Regions from separate parts of the Mus musculus genome. Here region 2 is linked to region 1. The links are chromatin loops, found by intact Hi-C in ENCODE. Cell type or tissue: gastrocnemius. All regions are shown on one strand. Region 1 overlaps Bcor (BCL6 interacting corepressor). Region 2 overlaps Gm52427 (a long non-coding RNA gene).

The links. Peaks named below come from ENCODE experiments on the same cell type or tissue, not always from the same donor. Only the 100,000 strongest peaks of a DNase experiment are listed, where the experiment ranks them.
Region 2: it touches region 1 in a loop (2.2-fold over the local background); 2 of 42 quality-filtered maps call a loop at or near these places.

Annotation. Positions count from the first base shown.
Region 1 is chrX:12,067,721-12,070,220 of GRCm38, reverse strand. The region is part of intron 1 of Bcor (BCL6 interacting corepressor); the gene reads left to right. Among named protein-coding and RNA genes, the nearest start is that of Bcor, 12 kb to the left of the region's middle. In gastrocnemius, no CTCF peak of the experiment used is centred here; DNase peaks (open chromatin) are centred at 572, 759, 1,041 and 1,410.
Region 2 is chrX:11,892,220-11,894,719 of GRCm38, reverse strand. Gm52427 (a long non-coding RNA gene) reads left to right here. Exons shown (of 3, transcript XR_003953078.1): 2 at 1,854-1,974. Among named protein-coding and RNA genes, the nearest start is that of Gm52427, 1.8 kb to the left of the region's middle. In gastrocnemius, no CTCF peak of the experiment used is centred here; a DNase peak (open chromatin) is centred at 967.

The DNA of each region.
Region 1 (2,500 bases):
AATGAGTATTTGTCTGTCGTTATTCTATATCCTGGTGGAAAGTTTCTAACGAAAAGTAATGCCTTTCTTAAGTCATAAAATGAGCCTTGTATGATTATTTAATTAAAATCTATTTAAGGACCGATTAGGCGTGTAATTTGCGCTAATAATGACGATTATGGAAATGTTCAACTTAACCAAAAAGCATAAAGGAGACATTTTGATCAGTGGGGCGACCAGTAAGTATTCAATGAGTTGGGCAATTTCTGAAAGACCAGAGGCGGACCTCTGTGGCCCTGCACAGAACTGCAGACATGTCCAGCCTCTGTGACAACCTCGGGGGGCTGCAGGCCTCTCTATCACAGCCCCAGCCTACCCACTTTGTCCAGTGGCCAAGTAGCGTGAGCAGCCATCTCTTCCCATCCAGCGCCTCCAGACTCTACCAGAGGCACAAACTCTGGGAGAGGGCTGATAAACCACAGCGAAATCACTGCGAAATGGCGGTGCTCTTGGGCTTAACAAACTGCACCGAGAAACGCACGCTTCCTTGGCTGGCCTTGGATAGAGCCCGGAGGGGTGGGGTGTGGGGGGGAGCCAGGGTCCCTTGTTCCGGAGAAAGCTGCCAGCTGCTGGTCTTGGTGCGAAGGCGAAGGCAGACACAATGCTGCTGTTGTTGGTTTGATCTCTAACTGTGGATTGTTAGTCTGGCTTTAACTATGTGGTAAGGGGGGAATGTGAAGGCTGTTTACAGCGAGTGCAAATAATGTGACAGCTGTTGGCGCGCGAGCCGCGCTGCGCCTCCTCAGCACTCACACAAAGCGCGCACTATGCAGGCAGGCCCCGTGGAGGAGCTGCAGAGGTGGCCACCACTTTGTGGCTGGCGCTTTCGGATGAGAGAAAGCTGGGTCACATCCCGTCACCAGTCACATCCCCAGCATGCACCTTAAGGACTGCCCAAAGGGTGGGGTAGGGGTGTGGGAGGGTTTATATGTTGTGGTTGAGGGATCTTGTTAGACCGAGGTGTCAGGAGAAGGCCTGGGGAAGGTGGGGGTGGGGCCCGGAGTGTCACTGTCTAGAGGGGTTTGGCCAAGATCCATGAACCTGGGTCCTCAGCTGCTTGCGGCAGAGTTTGCAAGATTCGGGAAAACAACCAGCAGCCCCAAATAAAGCTTGTCGGGAAGAATTAAGTGAAGGCCTTCTGGGGATCCCGCAGGCTCTGAAGGCTGTTCTTCCTTTGCAATGGCTCTATTCAGATAAGTTAGAGAGAGGCGCGGCTGTGTTCTGGCCACTGTTCTTCAGGGTGGAAATGCAAGTGTGTGGGTTCAGGATCCAAAGGCGTTTGCATTTTCCGGGAAAGGGGTGCAGGTTGACTTGGAGCCACACGGTCTCATAAGCTCCCCCTGGCAGAGCACACCGGCCTTCAGCTACAGCCTCCAAAGGCCTGGTAGAAGAGGCACCACCCGCTGGGCACTAGGGTGCTGTGATAGGAGAGCAGGAGAAAGGTGATGGTGAGGACCAGCACTCTGTCCAATCCTGGTGATGCATCGCATAGGATGCATAGATATAGTCTAGAACTTGGGTCAGTCTCTTGGGTGGCCTGGGGCAAGCTGGGAGGAAAGGGTCACCCCAACTCCTCAGGAGTCCCGAGGTCGAAAGGAGCCTTCCCAGGATATAGAAAGGCTGTTCCCGGGCTATGGAAAACCTTTTCAGGCTGACTTAATTCTACAGCCTCCTTCTGGGTTACTTTGGCCCTTGTGTGGCCAGCCGACAGGCTGTCTGAGTCTAGAAACTCCCCACCCCCCAGGTAGGACTTCTTTCTACATATTCCCCTCGGGGAGCTGGGAGATGCTTCTGGAGTGATACATGAACTTCGGTGCCAGTTCTATAAATTGGTCTCTTTTTATGACGTGTGCCATTTTCTGTAGGAATGTTGCTTGCAAAACGAGTTTCGCCTTGGAGGAAAGGCGGAAAGATAAACAAGCCTGTAACGCCAAAACACTGGCAGTCTTTCCTTCCTTCCAGCTCCCTTAAAGCAGCCGGGCTGTATTTCCAGGATTAGACTCATGCTTGTAAGGAGGGACTCTGTTGGCTTTTTTTCCCCCCAAGCAAATGCAAATTAGAGAAAAATAATTTTCTTTCAACGATATGCAATGTATTAGTCACTTGGTATCGTGCTCTCAGGCAGGCCTCATTTGCGCGTCTGCCAGCTCGCTCACATCTGCTTGGCGCTGTTGGGGCATTTTAACCTTGGCGGTGTCGTGTCTAGTCCCATGGATCAAGAAAGAGTAATTAAGCTCTGAACAGCCACAAAAATTCGTGGGTCCCCATCTATATGGCTTTGTTTTGGGGTGCTTTGAGTTCCAAGGCTGAGTAGCAGACCTGGAATTCTTATTGTTCCTTGTAAAGACCATGAATCTGGCTCTCCTGCCCATCCCAGCCCCCCAGCCTTCCCAGGACGTCCAGGCTCTGCACAGTCTACAAGAAGCGTGCATGCAGATTTCAGGACCCTTGCATGTTGCGC
Region 2 (2,500 bases), 180 kb after region 1:
CCTCCTTTTGCTGGGATGATTTCAAAGACACAATGCGCTTGCGCGTGCGCGCACACACACACACACACACACACACACACACACACACACACACGAGAGAGAGAGAGAGAGAGAGAGAGAGAGAGAGAGAGAGAGAGAGAGAGAGATGCTGGCTTATGCACACAGTGTTTGTGTAAAGGATTAAAAGAATGAAAGGCCAGAATGTAAGCACAGTTCCAAGGCATGGAGTGGCTATGGCTGTGGCCCTCACCCACTGACCTAGGCCAGCCATGTCTCCTTTGAGTCAGGTATGTGTGCACCCCACCCCTGCAGGCAGGGGCCATGCTAGCTCTTTGATGGGTGAGGCTATTATTAGTAACAATGGTTTCCAGCGAAAGAGCAATTTTCCCCAATGCAGTAGTCGTCCTCTTCCTTCGCGTCCCAAGCCGAACAGAGACAAAAATGACATTAAGCAGTGCAGGCGCCCGAAGAGATGAAATACTCCACACCTCCCAGCTTAAATTGGACTGGGCGTTTACTGGCATTTTAAGGGCCAGAGGGAAGTTGAAGCAACTGCAGGGGTAACACACACGTGAAAAATGGAAGGCCAGACAGCCTGGGTAAATAAGAGACATGCCTGGAGTTTTAGCGCAGGGTCATAAAAGTTGACAGGAGCCGTTTGGACTGGAAATGGCTGGGTGGGTATCACTGCCAGGTTTTGGCAAGCGCCTGGTTGTTGAATACTACAAAACTGAATAGATTAGAAGAAAAGGAGGAGGAGGAGGAGGAGGAGGAGGAGGAGGAGGAGGAGGAGGAGGAGGAGGAGGAGAGACAGAGACCCAAGGCTATCAAAGAAAAAAAAGCAACAGGAAACCACCCACGCAGAGTCCACCCACTCCCTCCCTCACTCCTTGCCCCCTCCCTTTGTTTAGATAAGGTGTCTGCTACAGTTGCTGGCCAGCAGCCAGCTTTCTGTCTTCAAACTTGGGACTTTGGTGCCACACAGGAGACAAGACTCTCTGATGCTGCCTGCCTGAGTGTCAGCAGCACCCTGAGGGTCCCTGTGGCTTTGTGTTCCCGGAACGATGATTTGTTTGACAACTGGCTTTCCTTCCAGACTGATCTTCCAGCCTGGCACTAGGTGTGAGTCCTTTGAGGCCCGGCAGGGCTGTGGAGAGAAGGAGGAGGCACCTTGGGCCACCAGGTTGGGCCACTCTCTAATTATGATGGCCTCATAAAGGAAGTCCAGAGCCAAAGGGTGAGGAAGGTTTTTGGTCTCAGGCAGGAACGAAAGTGTTACAGATCATGAGGGATGAAGAAGTTAAGTGCTGGCCAAGCAAGCCCAATAAAGTGGATTTATTCTGTGCCACACAAAAGATTTTTAATAAGCATGGAGAAAGGTGCCCTAGCCCCCCACACTGGCCACCACGTTTCAGATGTCCTGTGGGAGCCAAAAACAACACTCAGGAGCCTGGAAGACTGGGAGGAGGCCTTGGCTTTGTTTTGTAGTTCTCCTGGGGTCAGAGAGGGCTTCTCTGGTGAGTGACAGCCCAAGGTGGTTCACGTGCTGGTGGGACAGCAGTAAACAACCCTTTTGGATACGTTGCTCAAGGATAACTGGGTGTGACACTTACCTTGGGCTCCTTTCTGGCTTTCTCTAAGAATCTAGAACCTTACATTAGTTTGACAATTAGCCTTTGGGCTCCTAAAAGCTTATGGGGGAAAGCCAGAAAGATTTATTTTACCTGTGGCACTTGGAATCAGTATGTAGGGGCCTTTCTTCTGTGAGGACTACTCTGTGGCTCACAGAGCTTTCGAAAACAGTTGGTCTACCCTGCTTGATCTCACAGTTTCCTATTCTCTTTCCTCTATAGGTGATCTTGGAGAGCTGAGGCGTGCTGGCCCACCCAGGACAGGAAGGGCACCATTCTAGGACATCAAGGAGGACACTAGCCTGCTTGTCATAGTGTTAGGATTTGACTGGTTGTGTTAAAGGTAAGGTGGTAGGCAGAGAATTGAGTGGCTTTTAGCCAGTGCCGTACAGTGTGACAATACTGGCTGTGGCCTCGGCTTCGTCTTTCCATGACATCTGTGTGTGATACATTTGCTAAGAGCTCCAACAAAGATGACCCAGAGGATGGGGCGGGTTTTCCCCTCTCAGAGAAGGAGATACGCCCCAGTGCCAGTGACTGCTGGTATTCACTTAGCCAGTGAGCTTTGCACTTTGTTGATTCAAACTGTAAAGTCAGGCTGGAGGAGACTGAGCTACACCATACAGAAAATTGTGTTTCTAAGCCAGCTCTTGTCTGTTGCTTCTAAGTATCATGTTTTGAGAGCTAGCTTTCCAGCCCAGGCTGGCCTCAAACTTGCTATTCTCCTGCCTCAGCCTCCCCAGTGCTGGGAGTAGAGGCATGAACACCAGACCAAGTTTTTTTTTGCAAAGGTTTTCTCTTATTCCTACCTCCCCCTAGACCTGGTTTTAAATGGACGCAGGTGGAACACATGGTAAGGTGGCATGAAG